Linked DNA regions of Homo sapiens: region 2 is linked to region 1. Evidence: chromatin loops called from intact Hi-C (ENCODE). Cell type or tissue: B cell. All regions are shown on one strand. Each heading gives the region's core, and the rest is flanking DNA. Links, peaks and the distances in the headings are about the cores only.

Region 1 (8,335 bases), core at 1-8,000:
ATTTTAAGATTAAATTTTAATTTGGTTTATTTTTCTGCCTGTTTTCAATTTTTAATCTTTGGAGAATCTGTAATGTTTTATTTTTTCCTTTTAAAAAGTATGTAATATATAGTACAGAAAAAGGAAAATATATATGCAAAAGAAAAATTCATTGTTAAGACTTTGAGGGATATCTTTCCAGATCTTTTGCTATACATGATATATATTTTTGACAAAAAGGGGCAACACTGAAGGTACTCTTGTAGCCTGATTTTTAAATGTAATATAGCATGGACATTTACATTGTAAATATATTTACATCATTGCTTTAATGGCTGCATATGTCCTGATTTACTTAATCAAAACCCTGTTGTTGGACTTTTGTATTGTTTCTAGGATTTTGCTATTACCATTACCATTTGAGGATTTTGCTGTTACTATTACCGTTAACGATGTGAACATTCTTAAATGTATACACCACTGTGTACTTGTTTGATTATTTTTTAGAATGCATGTCTAGAAATGAAATTGCTTGCTCAAAAGGATATGTATATATTTAAGGCTTTTGATCAATATCACCAGGTCAGATAAAAAATTTGCCTTCCACCTGCAATGTATGAGACAATGCGGTTTACTCCAACCCTAATCACTACTAGATATTATCATTTTTCTCATCAGCACTGTTTTTAACCTAACAATCCAAAGCCGAGATCGTGAGGTCTTAGTCTTGAATGTGTACCAGTTAATGTATTCAATTTGAAAGCTCCCTTGTATCTCAAGAGTTCTGCATTTGTTTCCATGGATACAGCAGCCTATGCTGCTAAAGCCTTTGTAGATTTGAGTTCTGTGTTTGGCTGAAACTTCATAGACATTAAGAGCTACCAAGCTTCCAGAATACATAGGACTCATTAGAGAAAACAGTATTTCACACTTTATAGATCCTGTCCTCCATTTTTTTAAATTCTATTACACCTTTTTTAAGACTTCTAAAAACCAGCCAGCCCTAAATCACACTTTGAATGTTGTTGTTATTGTCTTAATTTCTCTTTACTATTCAAATCTCTTATAATTTCTGTGCTTTTATTGTGCATAGTATAAAATACACAAAAATAATGTTCTTATAACCTTAATTATTACTTTAGGGAGGACCTGGCATTTATTGAACACTTACTATGTGCTGGGCATTGTGCTAAGTACATTTTACATATTTATCCAAACATGATAACTCCATTTTACAAGGGATGAAATAGAGGCTTAGAAAGGTTCTGAGTTGTTCAAGGTCATCTGGATAATTAAATGGCAGGCAGAGGAGCCTCCAGTCTTTCTTAATTTTTTTAGAAATTAATTTCATCAAATAATGGTCATGGTACATTTTGAAAGGACACAGTTCCTTTCTTTTCTCAAGAGCTTGTAGATGAAGACTTTCCCTCATTGTCCTAAGGATAACAAAATTAAATGTAAGAACAAACCAAACAAAATATCTACGCTTACCATCCCCGCAAAAAGAAAAGACAAAAACGTACCTACTCACACAAAATTTAATCTACATCACTAGCTGTCAAAGCTCTTTGGCCGCATAGTGCCTGTCCTGTAACATAGTTGGTCACTTAATTATAATATTGTCTTATAGTCTTAGGTTACTTCTTATTGCCTTCTTGTTTTATTGGCATTATTCTTGGCCTCTTCGTGAACAGGGGCTGTATTTTAAGCTTTTCTTCCCTCCCCCCAAATTTGTCTAGTACAATTTTAAGGGCACTGCAAAGTCCTGAAAGTTTAAGATTCATGCAGACTTAGACTTGGCTTTGAGTTCTTGCCCCTTCACTGATGAATTCTGTGATCTTTGGCAAGTTCTTTAACCTTTTAAAGCCTCGGTTTCCTCATCTGTAACATGTATGTTATAGTACCTACCTCCTTGGGTTGTTGTAAGGATTCAGTGAGCTAATATCTGTAAAGTTCTTAGCACAGCATTTCAAATTACCTTTTATTCATTCATTCAATAAACATTTACTGAACACCAGCCATGTGCCGGGCACTGTAGGTTACAACTCAGTGGTTCTTTTTTTTTTTTTGAGACAGAGTCTTGCTCTGTCGCTTAGGCTGGAGTGCAGTGGTGCAATCTCAGCTCGTTGCAACCTCCGCCTCCCAGGTTCAAGCAATTCTCCTGCCTCAGCCTCCCAAGTAGCTGGGATTACAGGCATGCACCACCACACCTGGCTAATTTTTGTATTTTTAGTAGATATGGGGTTTCACCATGTTGGCCAGGCTGGTCTCAAACTCCTGGCCTCAAGTGATTCGCCCGCCTCAGCCTCCCAAAGTATTGGGATTACAGGCATGAGCCATCTCACCCAGCCTCAGTGCTTCTTAACTGGGGAGAATTTTGCCCCCCGCCCAAGGGACATTTGGCACTTTCTGGAGACATTTTTGGTTGTCACAACTGGAAGAGGGGGCCTCTGCTGGCATCTAGTGAGTAGAGGCCAAGGATGCTGCTAAACATGCTACAATGCATAGGACAGGCTCCTCACCACCTGCCAACAGAGAATTATCTAGGCCAGAATGTCAGTAATGCTAGGGTTAAGAAATCCTCCTCTAGAGAAGCACAGTGATCAAAATAAGATAGAAAAGGTTCCTCGACTCATAACATCCATACTTTAGTGAGAGAAGACAGACAATAAGCTAGTAACACATAAATGAACCTGATAACTGCAGATGATATTAAATGCTGTGATGGGAATCGGGCAAGGTACTGTGATAGTGACTGGGGATGGGGGTGTTTTTGATACAAGGAGGCCAGGGACGGTTTCTTTGAGAGGTTATGTTTGAGTTCAGTCTTACCTACGTGACTAGATGGTGCCAGTTAAACAGTCATCAGGAAGAAGAGCAGTCTAGGCAGAGGGAAGAGCAAGTTGTACAAATGTCCTGAGGAAGGGACAAACTTGGCCTGTTGAATGAACAGGAAAAAAACTCTCATGGCCGGAGTATAGTGACTGAAGGGTAGATAGGAAGTGAGGTTGGCAAGATCCTATGGAAGCAGGGGTTCTGCACACTTAACTGTCAAGGGCCAGAGAGTAAATATATCAGGCTTTGGAGGCCATATGGTCTGTCTCAGCTACTCAACTCTAGTGTGAAAGCAGCCCTAGACAATATATAAATCAATTGGTGTGGTTGTATCCCAGTAAAACTTTATTTACAAAAACAGAAGAGGTGCTGATGTGGCCTGTAGGCTGTACTTTGTGGACCCCTAATGTATAGTCTTGTGGAACATGGTAAGGGATTTGGATTTTAAAATACAATTGGAAATCCTGGAGGATTTTAAAGCAAGGGAGTGACATGAAGTCATTTACAGTGTAAAAGGTTCACTTTAGTTGTCATGTGAACGGTGGATCCACAGTAAATTTGAAACAGCCAGCTATTCCCATGTCCTTTCACATAGTTTGTGACAGTCACATTTCTATCATTTACTACACATGCTTTGCACTTCTGCGTCTCTGAGCCTTTGCTCATACTGTTCCCTCTGCCTGGAATGCTCTTTCACTGTCAGTAAATGACACAGCTAAGTGCCACCTCCTTTTCCCTCTGTTCTTTTCCCTCGGAACCACTCTTATGTTGGTGCAACATTGGGCCTCTTCATTGTAGCACTTATTTTATTCAGTCTTGTGATAATATTGTTATAAGAGCTGCCACTTAGTGTTAATGTTTCAGATACTCTTTTAAAAGCTTTTCATACATTTTCTCATTAAATCCTTGCAGCAACTCTGTGTGGTGGATATTAGCCCCATTTTCCAGGTGATAAAGTGATGATTTATAAGACTGCCTCACTTGACTGAGTTCACACAGCTAGAAAGCAGCCAAGTCCAGATTTGAACCCAGAGCTCCCTGATAGAAGCCCTTAGGGATTATGCCCTAGTTGTGTTGGTTTCCCCCACTAGTCTGTGAGTTCCTTGAGGGCAGGGGCCATGTTTAATTCATTTCTATGCCCTGTGCCTAGTACAGTGCCTGGCAAATAATAAGTGCTCTATAAATGTTTATTACATTGACTTAGCTTCTAATAATGTACCATCTATTACAAGTGTGCTATCTTCAAGACCACTAGATGTCACTGGAGATGCATAAATGTGGTTAGAGTTTAATGTGACTGAGAAGATGTTAAAACAGCTCCTGGCCATTTTAACAAAGGAAAAATGAGCCATTCTTTGAATTATGAATCTGGTCATAGCAATCTGTTTTCAGGTCCTTGACCATGGTTCCCTTGCTTTCCAGATGCAGCCTTGCATCATTTTCTCCCTTCAGTGTTATTTGTGTTCTGGGATGCTACTGCTACAGCTTCTAGTACTGCTATTTTTTCTGTGTTGTCTGTAGTAGTTAATTTAATCAATAAACATTTGAGCACCTATTGTGTGTCAGGTACTGTGCTAGACTCTGGGGATACAGAGATGAATTGAGACATGGCCTTTACCCTCAAGGAACTCACAGTCTTTTTGGGGAGACTGACAGGTAAATAACTATACTCTACTGTGCTAAGTATCATAATAAAGGACTGTAGAAAGTGCTGCAGATGCACAGAGGAGAAAATGATTCTGCTTGAAGGGGTCGTAGAATGGTTACTTTGGAACTTGAAAATCGCTTAAAAAATGAGGGAAAGCACATTGCAGCTGGAGAGAACAGCATGAGCAAAGGCATGGGAGGCACAGGAGAGGATGGATTTGGGGAGATGAGCAGGCAGGTATAGCTAGAATGGGGCATGTAGAAGAGAATGATGGGAAATGAGGATGGAAAAGTAGGTTGGAGTGGGGTGGGGATGCTAGTTTGTAGAGAGTCTTGAATGCCCCACAAAAGACTTCAGACTTGACCCTCTGGGTTGTAAGCCACTCTCAGAGTCCTTTGTCAAGGGAGTAACACAGCGAGCTCTATGCTGGCGACAGCTGACTCTCGGGGAGAGCCTGGCAGCTGGAAAAGCTTCCACGACAGAGCCCGTGAGCCTCAGGATGAGGGCTGCCCTTGAGCAGTTGGGATGGAAAGGAGAGAAGACTTGAGAGACCGTTTAGAGGAGGAATGAACAGAGTTTGTGAGTGCCCGTGTTTAGGGAATAGAGAGGAGCCAGAGAACTTTGTAGTGAAGCTTTTCCCTGGGATACAGAAAGCAGGAATTTTAAACAGATAAAACAAGAGTTGTGAAGAAGCAAGGCTAATGTCTATCCATTAGCCTATGAAAAACCTGTAATTGGGCCCTCTCTTCAGTCATCGTAACAGAATGTTGCCATGAGAGCTGCGAAGTGAATTGCACTGTGCCATCCTTGTTTTTGGAGCTAGCCAGTAATTCTTATTTAGCAACTGGGGCAGTGCTGCTCTCCCTGATTCCGCTTCGAGTGGACCTATATTCAGAGAAAAAAAATGCTGTTTTTTTCTGAAACTGGTAAGTAAGATTGCAGGAAGAGAATCATGGGTACACCCTGCTTGCCTTAGAATCCAAGCTGTTGCTAAGGAAAGTGGCAGGAGCCAAAAATCTGCATCAACAGCTATAGAGAAGCAAGAAAACATTAACCATTCCATAGCTTCTGTGTTGAGAAAAGTAGTTGCCTGACAATGTATATGTGTGAATAGACCATTTTTTGGCTTCAAAATCTCATTTGCTCTTTGTCTTTCTCCTTTAGGGTTGGTGTTGATTCAGACCAAGAACACTTGGTAAATATGCGTTTTTGTTGTTCCTGGCATTTCTGTCAAATGTGCAGTCATTTGGAAAGAAAACAATCTACTATAAACTTCAACCTTCTATTTAGATCCTGTCCTCTTTGCCTCAGCTTTGGAGGAATGATATCATTCCTGGCTTTTCTCACTGCTCCATAGAGACAAAACCAAGTTTGCCACAGTGCCATAGTGTGTGGTTATCAAGGGTGACAGCTTTCATGTCTCTGGGCCATCCTGCCTGGGCTTTTGTCCCAGAGGAGAGCAGTCTTTTAAGCACTCCTGGGTTTTCGAGTGACTCCTCTGGCACGGGGAGGCTTTTTCCACTTTGGTTTGCGCATGAAGGCTTGTCTCTGATGTAAGCCCCACTCCAGCTGCTCTTCCTGTGTAACTTTCAAATCGAATGACCAGCAGCTGCCCTAGAGAACTGCCTAGAAGCTTTTGAATCTTCAACCAGTCTTCCCTGCCTGCTCAGGGAAACGCACTTTCTTACCTTGCCCCTCAGCCTTGGCCACGTTTCCTTGCTTCCTTCCTTCTGTTGTGTCAGTTTCTCAGTTGTTGCTATGAACTTGAGCCCGTTGGACTGAATGCATTGTAACTCACTGCCCTCTCTAGACTGACTACCCTTGTCTGGTATTTTCCATCTGTTTTTCAATTGCTTCTGAGCACCATTGAATATGTGTCTCCATATCAGACGTTAGATGAGAAATCACAGAAATTAGATTTTTGAACATGGAAAGCATCTCTTTCAAAACACAATTTTTTTCTTGTCAGAAACAAACCACAGTCAGTATATTTGTCTTCAGGGTGAGGTTAAAAAAAACATTTCTCAGATTCATTTCCTAAATGCTAATTTTGTTAGCTGTTGAGTGATGAGTGTGAATGTATGTATGAGATATAGTAAGTACTTGACTCTTGTGGTCAGAGCCTTAAAGTAGAATTCCATGGGCTTGACATACTTGTAAAAACCAAGCTGGATAAATTCCCATGATGCCGGGCTCCTGGTGTAGTGTCCAAGGGGTGATAATTCCTCAGTGCCTCCTCCCTGTGTGAAAACAAGAATAAAGTTAATCATGCAGTTCAAAAGACAAATGCTCGATCACTGTGTAAGTCTCCACCAGCTGTGTCACCTGTGTAACCACAGAGGAGAAATGGAAAAGGAGTGACAGGGAGAGAGCCAGGTAGGTGAGTGCCAGTCGTGACATACAGAACAAAGGACCGTTTTTTTTCCCATACCTTCAAAACCCTATGGCTGGGCCGGGCATGGTGGCTCACGCCTGTAATCCCAGCATATTGGGAGGCCAAAGCGGGTGGATCACACGAGGTCAGGAATTCGAGACCAGCCTGGCCAACATGGTGAAACCCTGTCTCTGCTAAAAATACAGAAATTAGCTGGGCGTGGTGGTGGGTGCCTGTAGTCCCAGCTACTCAGGAAACTGAGGCAGGAGATCGTGCCACTGCACTCCAGCCTGGGCAACAGAGCGAGACTCTGTCTGGAAAAACAAAAACAAAATAAAAAAAAAACAACCCTGTGGCTGTCTTGGTTATATTGTTCCTTTAATATTTTGAATGTCCACGAGAAAGCACAGAGGAACCTTATACTAAGTATGGAGTGTGTGGGGGTGGGGTATACAGGTGTTCATGTGGTGAGGGGTGGTGAAATGTTGTTCTTCAAGAGGTGGAGGCACAGAAAGATACTTCTATGATGTGAAAGGAATTGCAGGTGTTCTTCAGCTTTCGTAAGCCCATACAGTGTTTCCAAACATTTTTGTGTTATATATAAGTTGATACATGACACGTGACACGTTGAAGCAGAGAGAAATTTATTTTGAGCATTAGGAAGGACAGGAAGAAGCCAAAACCCAGAATCTAAACTCTGTGCTTGCTTGCTTATTTATTTATTTATTTATTTACTTACTTACTGAGATGAAGTTTCACTCTGTCGGTCATGCTAGAGTGCAGTGGCACGATCTCAGGTCACTGCAACCTCCACCTCCCAGATTCAAGCAATTCTCTTGCCTCACCCTTCCAGGTAGCTGAGACTATAGGTGCCTGCCACCACGCCCAGCTCATTTTTTTGTGTGTTTTTAGTAGAGACGGGGTTTCCCCATATTGGTCAGGCTGGACTCGAACTCCTGACCTCAAGTGATATACCCGCCTTGGCTTCCCAAAGTGTTGGGATTACAGGCATGAGCCACTGTGTCTGGCCTAAATTCTGTGCTTTTAGAAAAGAAGATTATGGAAACATAGAACATGAGCACTGGAAAGGGCCTTCAGAATTCTCTAACCCTCATCATGTTTTTATACATGAAGAAATTCGGGCCCAGAGAGAGAAAGGGACTTGCTTAAACTACTTAATGTCAATAAGCTGGGACTGGAAGCAGATTGCCTAACTGCCCAACTGCTGACTGCACCATATTACAAATAAAGACACAGTTTATATTTTTGGAAACTTTTAGAAGACGCCTACTTGCTATGTTAGTTTCTCCTCCTAGCTGGTCAGGCTTACCATGGAATTTCCCTACTTGTTTTTATTTTGCTAGTGTTTCAAGAACATAGTAGCAACTTTGAAGTTGCTAGTTATTTTCGAGATCCATGACGACTCCCAAATATAGGGATGTTGATGTGATATTTTCTAAGGTGCTATTATTACATTGAGAGTTAAGTCTTTCAGGTTC
Region 2 (8,335 bases), core at 35-8,034, 900 kb after region 1:
CGCACTGTTGCCCAGGCTGGATGCAGTGGCATGATCTCAGCTCACTGCAAGCTCTGCCTCCCGGGTTCATGCCATTCTCCTACCTCAGCCTCCCTAGTAGCTGGGACTACAGGCGCCCGCCACCATGCCCAGCTAATTTTTTGTATTTGTAGTAGAGACGGGGTTTCACTGTGTTAGCCAGGATGATCTTGATCTCCTGACCTCGTGATCCGCCCGCCTCGGCCTCCCAAAGTGCTGGGATTACAGGCGTGAGCCACCGCACCCGGCCTCTCCTGTCACTTTTAAAAAAGTTACTCCTCATATCTATTGGCTGAGGAGATGGAAGTGTTTCTGGGGATTTGAGATGCTAAGATGATGATGTTTTAGGCCCACGGCCATGGCACCTACTTTTGTTCTATTCAGCCTACTGAGAGGTGACAGTGTGCTGGCAGCCCTCACAGCCCTCCCTCGCTCTCAGCGCTTCCTCTGCCTGGGCTCCCACTTTGGCGGCACTTGAGGAGCCCTTCAACCCGCTGCTGCACTGTGGGAGCCCCTTCCTGCGCTGGCTGAGGCAGGAGCTGGCTCCCTCAGCTTGCGGGGAGGTGTGGAGGAGAGGCGCGGGCAGGAACAGCAGCAGTGTGACTTCCGGGTGGGCGTGGGCTCGGTGGGCTGCACACTCAGAGCGGCCAGCTGGCTCCGCCGGCCCGGGGCAGTGAGGGGCTTAGCACCTGGGCCAGCAGCTGCTGTGCTTGACTTCTCGCCGGGCCTTAGCTGCCTCCCTGTGGGGCAGGGCTCGGGACCTGCAGCCCGCCATGCCTGAGCCTCCCCCCGCCATGGGCTCCTGCACTGCCGGAGCCTCCCCGACGAGCGCCGCCCCCTGCTCCATGGCACCCAGTCCCATCGACCACCCAAGGGCTGAGGAGTGCGAGTGCATGGCGTGGGACTGGCAGGCAGCTCCACCTGCGGCCCCGGTGCAGGATCCACGGGGTGAAGCCAGCTGGGCTCCTGAGTCTGGCGAGGACTTGGAGAACCTTTATGTCTAGCTAAGGGATTGTAAATACACCAATTGGCACTCTGTATCTAGCTCAAGGTTTGTTAAACACACCAATCAGCACCCTGTGTCTAGCTCAGGGTTTGTGAATGCACCAATGGACACTCTGTATCTAGCTACTCTGGTGGGGACTTGGAGAACCTTTATGTCTAGCTAAGGGATTGTAAATACACCAATTGGCACTCTGTATCTAGCTCAAGGTTTTTAAACACACCAATCAGCACCCCGTGTCTAGCTCAGGGTTTGTGAATGCACCAATCGACACTCCGTATCTAGCTAATCTAGTGGGGACGTGGAGAACTTTTGAGTCTACCTCAGGGATTATAGATGCACCAATCAACACCCTGTCAAAACGGACCAATCAGCGCTCTGTAAAACAGACCAATCAGCTCTCAGTAAAATGGACCAATCAGCAGGATGTGGGTGGGGCCAGATAAGGGAATAAAAGCAGGCTGCCGGACCCAGCAGTGGCAAGGCGCTTCGGTTGTCTTCCATGATGTGGACGCTTTGTTCTTTTGCTCTTTGCAATAAATCTTCCTGTTGCTTTCTTTGGGTCCACACTGCCTTTATGAGCTGTAACACTCACCGTGAAGGTCTGAAGCTTTACTCTGGAAGCCAGTGAGACCAGGAACCCACCGGGAGGAATGAACGACTCCAGACACACCGCCTTAAGATCTGTGACACTCACCGCGAAGGTCTGCAGCTTCATTCCTGATCCAGCGAGACCATGAACCCACCAGAAGGAAAAAACTCCGGACACATCCGAACGTCTAGAAGAAACAAACTCCAGACACACCGCCTGTAAGAACTGTAACGGTCACCGCGAGGGTCCGCGGTTTCATTCTTGAAGTCAGTGAGACCAAGAACCCACCATTTCTGGACACACTACCATGCCAGAGATCCAGGTAGGTCTCTGGATCTTTGAGACCCCCACCTCACACCTCCTTATTATGAAACATTATGGTTTTTACAATTACAAAAGTAGTATAGGCTTGTGAAAACCTCCTACAAAACTCTTTATTTGGTATAGAGTTCCAAGAGTCTCCTCGTAATCCTCTCCAATTTTAATAAATTTTTTTTATGTATACTGTGTATAACTTCATGTGAGATTTTATATATGTATGTATGTGATCTTTTATGTCTTTACTGAGAAGTTTATGATGGACTTCTTTCCATGTTCATATATATATAATACATATTTTATATCTATATCTATATTTGTTATTTATTTATTTTTTTGGAGACAGAGTCTTGTTCTGTTGCCCAGGCTGGAATGCGAGTGGTGTGATCTTGGCTCACTTGCAACCTCTGCCTCCGGGGTTCAAGTGATTCTCGTGCCTCAGCCTACCAAGTAGCTGGGATTACAGGCATGTGCCACCACACCCGGCTAATTTTTGTATCTTTAGTAGAGACAGGATTTTGCCATGTTGGCCAGGCTGGTCTCGAACTTCCGACTTCAAGTGATCCACCTGCTTCGGCCTCCCTAAGTGCTGAGATTGTAGGCGTGAGCCACTGTGCCTGACCCATATTTTTTATTAATAATGATGTGGTCAACATTCTTTCACCTCTTTAGTCTCATCTGTAAAATGGAAATAATCAGTGTTCTTTCACCTCTTTAGTCTCATCTGTAAAATGGAAATAATCATAGCGTATACTATAAAAATTAGCTGGGCGTGGTGGTGCGTGCCTGTAGTCCCAGCTACTCGGGAGGCTGAGGCCTCCAAAGTTGCAGTGAGCCAAGATTGCGCCACTGCATTCTAGCCTGGCAACAGAGTGAGACTCCGTCTCTAAAAAAGAATCGTGTGTACTGTAATACACAGGGTTGTTACAAGGATAAATAGGATAATACTTGTAAAGTGCTAGAGCAGTGTTTAATACATAGTAGGCACTCAATAAATGACAGCTATTGTTGTACAGCCATCTATGTAGTCTTAATTATTTAGGATAATTACTAATTATTTGCTGGGTCAAAGGATACGGACTTTGTAGAGGTGGGGTCTTACAACGTTGTTCAGGCTGGTCTCCAACTCCTGGGCTTAAACGATTCTCTACTGATAATTACTTTAGGGTAATTAGTAATTAATAATTATCCTAAAGTGGTTGCTGGGTCAAAGGATACGGACTTTTAAAAAAACAACCCTTTTGTTGTAAAATACAGACAGAAAGCCACAGAGAACAGAAATAGCATTTAATGAATAATTACAAGGGGGACACCTTCGTAAACCACAACAGGGCCAAGAATAGAATTTGGCCAGGTACCTCAGAAGGATTCCATGTGTCCCTGCCCATTTACAACATGCTGCTTTCTCCCAAAGTAACCACTATTGTAACTTTTATACTAATCACTTCCTTGAGTTTCTTTTGTAGTTTCACCACCTAAATATACTTCCCTAGACACTATATTTTATTTTTATATTTGAGATGGAGTCTTGCTCTGTTGCCCAGGCTGGAGTGCAGTGGCGCGATCTCGGTTCATGCAACTTCCACCTTCTGGGTTCAAGTGATTCTCCTGCCTCAGACTCCCAAATAGCTGGGATTACAGGCGCACACCACCGTGCCTGGCTGATTTTCATATTTTTAGTAGAGATGGAGTTTTACCAGGTTGGCCAGGCTGCTCTTGAACTCCTGACCTCAGATGATCTGCCCACCTTGGCCTCTCAAAGTGCTGGGAATACAGGTGTGAGCCACCACGCCTAGCCACAGTATAGTTTAAACTTGACTTTTTATATGTCTTTTGTCAACATTTTACTATGAGCATTTTCAAACAGAAAACTTGGGTGGGCCAGGCGCAGTGGCTCACGCCTATAATCGCAGCACTTTGGGAGGCTAAGGTGGGAGGATCGTTTGTGCCCAGGAGTTGGAGATCAGCCAGGGCAATATTGCAAGACCCCATCTCTCCAAAAAGTTTTTAAAAATTGGTGCATGGTGGCATGCATCCGTAGTCCCAGCTACTCAGGAGGCTGAGGTGGGAGGATCGCTTGAGCCCAGGAGGCTGAGGCTACAGTGAGCTGTGATAGCACAACTGCACCCCAGTCTGGGTGATAGAGTGATACCCTGTCTCAAAAAAAAAAAAAAAAAAAATAGAATTATATAGTGGACACTCATCTATCCAACATTTATATTCTGCAATTACCATTTTGCTCTATTTGATTTATCACATATCTGTCCATCCCTGTATCATTCAATCCAATCCATTGTGCATGTTCCTGTGTCCTATATTTCCTGCAAATTGGCAGCTGGATCCAGTGGCTTGATCAGATTCAGGTTTGGCTTCTTTGAGAAGGTGAGGTGGCAGTTGTGTTCTTTCATCAGGAGGCACATGATTTTTTTTGTCTCTCTTTTTTGTTGTGATACCTGGGTTCATTCATTCATTAGGGGCTGCAGCATGCTGAAAGAAAACAGAAGCCTGTGGAGTGAGCCAAGATCAACCAGGAAATAAACCCTTTCCCTTGCGATGTCTCTCCAGCGCCCTCTACTGACAAACCTGCTTTAGTGCCAGTTTGTAGAGGTAAACTATTTAAAGGGTCTGAATTATTTTCATGGGGGGCAAAACTCATGAATTTGGAGCTGAGAGGCAATATATCAATAACAGACACACCTTACACGCATGTACGGACCAGATAAGGAAAACTCTACATATTTCCAGAAACTTATCTGTGTGCAGCTCTGTTCTCTCTGGTCCTCTGCTCCATGAATTCTAGTGCCTTTGGCCTCCCTGGACTTTGAACTTTGTTTTCTCAACCCTAGGAGACTGCAGGGCTGTGCATGGATACCTTTTCCCTGTGTCACAGCCTGGAAATTTTATCTAGGAAGTAAGCTGGAGGCAATAGTAGGGCTTATCTTATTTGTTCCCCTTCCCTAGGTGATCACTCTTATATTTCTTGTCCAATGTTTGGAAACTGTTGCTTTACATATTTTACTCATTTTTAAAGTTGTGTAAGTAGGAGGGTAAATCTGGTCTTTGTTATTCTACCATGTCTTGGGCCAAGAAGGAAGTCCCACCTCCTTATTTTCTTTTTTAAGAAACATATTTTTATTTATTTATTTATTTATTTATTGAGATGGAATTTCGCTCTTGTCGCCCAGGCTGGAGTGCATTGGCACAATCTCAGCTCACTGCAACCTCTGCCTCCCAGGTTCAAGTGATTCTCCTGACTCTGCCTCCAGAGTAGCTGGGACTACAGGCACCTGCCACCATGCATGGCTAATTTTTGTATTTTTGGTAGAGATGGGGTTTCGCCATGTTGGCCAGGCTGATCTCGAGCTCCCGACCTCAGGTCATCCACCTGCCTTGGCCTCCCAAAGTGCTGGGATTACTGGCGTGAACTACTGTTCCCGGCCTGTTTTATTTTTAATTTTAATTTTTACTTTTAAAGTTGACAAAGTGTTTATATTTACGGTGTACAACATGCTGTTTTGATATATGCTTGCATTGTGGAATGACTGAATCAGGCCACCTTTTTTTTTTTTTTTTTTTTTTGAGACAGAGTTTCACTCTTGTTGCCCAGGCTGGAGTGCAGTGGCGCAATCTTGGCTCACCGCAACCTCCACCTCCTGGGTTCAAGCGATTCTCCGGCATCAGCCTCTTGAGTAGCTGGAATTACAGACATGTGCCACCATGCTTGGCTTATTTTGTATTTTTAGTAGAGACGGGTTTGTCCACGTTGGTCAGGTTGGTCTTGAACTCTTGACCTCAGGTGATCTGCCTGCCTCTGCCTCCCAAAGTGTTGGGATTATAGGCGTGAGCCACCGTGTCCGGCCTTGCTTTCTTTTTGTATGCATTTGCTTGGTATAACTTTGCTTATCCTTCTATTTTTAAGTTTTCAGAATCTCTTTGTTTTAGATATGTCTCTTGTGTACAACATATTGTTTGTTTGTTTTTGAGACCGAGTCTTGCTCTGTCACCTAGGTTGGAGTGCAATGCCATGATCTTGGCTCACTGCAACCTCTGCCTCCTGTGTACAAGCAATTCTCCTGCCTCAGCCTCCCAAGTAGCTGGAATTACAGGCATGCGCCATCACACCTGGCTAATTTTTGTTTTTTTAGTAGAAACGAGGTTTCACCATATTGGTCAGGCTGGTCTCGAACTCCTGACCTTTTGATCCACCCGCCTCGGCCTCCCAAAGTGCTGGGATTACAGGCGTGAGCCACCACACTCAGCCTATGTCTACACTTTTTATTTATTTTTTAATTTTACTATTATTTTTTGACAGAGTCTCGCTTTGTTGCCCAGGCTGGAGTGCAGTGGCACAATCTTGGCTCACTGCAACCTCCACCTCTGGATTCAAGTGATTCTCCTGCCTCAGCCTCTCAAGTAGCTGGGATTACAGGCATGCGCCACCATGCCCAGCTAATTTTGTATTTTTAGTAGAGATGGGGTTTCACCATGTTGGCCAGGCTGGTTTCAAACTCCTGACCTCAGATAATCCACCTGCCTTGGCCTCTCAAAGTGCTGGGATTACAGGTGTGAGTCATTGTGCCCAGCCTATATCCACACTTTTTAGGAACCTCTTTCTTTAGATGGTCTCATGCAGTTTCATTATGTGTTTAGTTATGGATTTGTTTTCTTTTTTGCTTTTAATCCTGTTTGTAATTCCTTGGGTTTCCTTTATTACTGTCTTCTATCAGTTCTGGAATTCTCAGCCATTGCCAGATATTTTCTTCTTTCCTTTTGAGACTCCATTTAAAGCTATGTTAAATGCTCCTTATTTTCTGCCCCATATATAACTTCTCTTCTATGTTTTCCTTTTTTTTCTTTGTGTTATGTTTTCCTGGCCTATCATCCAGTCTGTAAATTCTCTCTTCACCTGTTTCTTATTTTCTGCTTTTGTTTTTTTTTGAGACAGAGTCTTGCTCTGTCGCCTGGGCTGGAGTGCAGTGGTGCCATCCTGGCTCACTGCAACCTCCACCTCCTAGGTTCAAGCGATTCTCCTGCCTCAGCCTCCTGAGTAGCTGAGACTACAGGTGCCCACCACCACGGCCAGCTAATTTTTGTATTTTAGTAGAGACGGGGGTTTTACCATGTTGACCAGGCTGGTCTCGAACTCCTGACCTCAAGTGATCCACCCACCTCGGCCTCCCAAAGTGCTGGGATTACAGGTGTGAGCCACTGCAACTGGCCCTTGTTTTCTTTTTCATGCATATATTTTCACACTTGCTTTTTTATTTCTTTTAAATATATTAACTTTAGTTCATTTAAAATCTGCCTCTGATAATTGCTGTATCTGAAATCTTTGCAGGTTTTTTCTAGTTCTTGCTCATGATGTCATTTTTCCTTTTGTGCCTCATTATTTTGAGTACATACTCATTGTCCTTGAAAATCATTTGTGGGGTTTCTTTAAGTTGTAGGGTCAAAGTACATTGCTCCAGAGAGGACTTTCGTTGACTTCTCCAAAGTGTCTTTGGGGATTACCAGTCTGGGACCATCTTAAAACAAATTCACAACTTGAAATTCCTGGGCTACCTAGGTGATATGAATCCAGCCTGTAAATTTGTTACAGGCGGTCTCTGGCCAAAACTTTTCTTTTTTTTTTTTTTTTGAGACAGACTCTCTGTCACCCAGGCTGGAGTGCAGTGGGGTGATCTTCGCTCACTGCGACTTCTGCCTCCTAGGTTCCATTGATTCTCTTGCATCACCCTCCCAAGTAGCTGGGACTACAGGCACACGCCACCACGCCTGGCTAATTTTAGTGATGGGGTTTCACCATGTTGGCCGGGCTGGTCTCGAACTCCTGACCTCAAGTGATCTACCTGCCTCGACCTCCCAAAGTGCTAGGATTACAGGTATGAGCCACAGCACCTGGCCTGGCGAAAATTTTTCAAGGCCAGTTTTATTCCTCCACCTGTTCCCGGCCACCCCCTTGTTTGTTTAGTATCAGGGCAGTCTTCCTAAGTTTGTTGGAGGCATGGAGCAGGTTTACTTCTGGCTCACCTTTACCTTGAGGGTGTGGCCTTTTGGGGGAGGTGGGTGGTCTCAGCTTCACGTACAGAGGGTCTCATACTAGCCTTTTCATCTGGGAGGGCCCTGGGCCCTGAGTTCTTTCCTCCTCAACCCATGAGGCCACCAAAACTGAGGTCCACGTTTGTCCTGATCAGCAGTTATCCTCAGGGCAATAGCAGCATCAGTGCTCCCTACCAAGCTTACCTCACTGGTCTGCTTTCCTTTAGAAATTTGCATGGTAGTTCCTTATTTTCTTGTCAGCTGATGTTGCTTTTAGGGAGATATGTGCTGCATTTTATTTAGCACTTGTAGTTTTCAGCAGGAGATTTGGCCCAAATAAGATTGAAATTGGAAATCTAGTTAAA

What was found. A loop is a pair of places that touch in the nucleus more often than their neighbours do. Peaks named below come from ENCODE experiments on the same cell type or tissue, not always from the same donor. Only the 100,000 strongest peaks of a DNase experiment are listed, where the experiment ranks them.
Region 2: a loop joins it to region 1, with 26 times the contacts of the local background. A loop is called at or near these places in 2 of 110 quality-filtered maps.

Annotation. Positions count from the first base shown.
Region 1 is chrX:136,024,506-136,032,840 of GRCh38, forward strand. SLC9A6 (solute carrier family 9 member A6) reads left to right here. Exons shown (of 18, transcript NM_001379110.1): 14 at 4,381-4,470; 15 at 5,627-5,657. Among named protein-coding and RNA genes, the nearest start is that of SLC9A6, 43 kb to the left of the region's middle. In B cell, for the core only: CTCF peaks have their summits at 4,094 (motif pointing right) and 4,296; a DNase peak (open chromatin) is centred at 4,076.
Region 2 is chrX:136,920,842-136,929,176 of GRCh38, forward strand. No RefSeq gene overlaps it. Among named protein-coding and RNA genes, the nearest start is that of RBMX, 44 kb to the left of the region's middle. RefSeq lists an enhancer at 4,377-4,516. In B cell, for the core only: CTCF peaks have their summits at 4,497 (motif pointing left) and 4,697; a DNase peak (open chromatin) is centred at 4,500.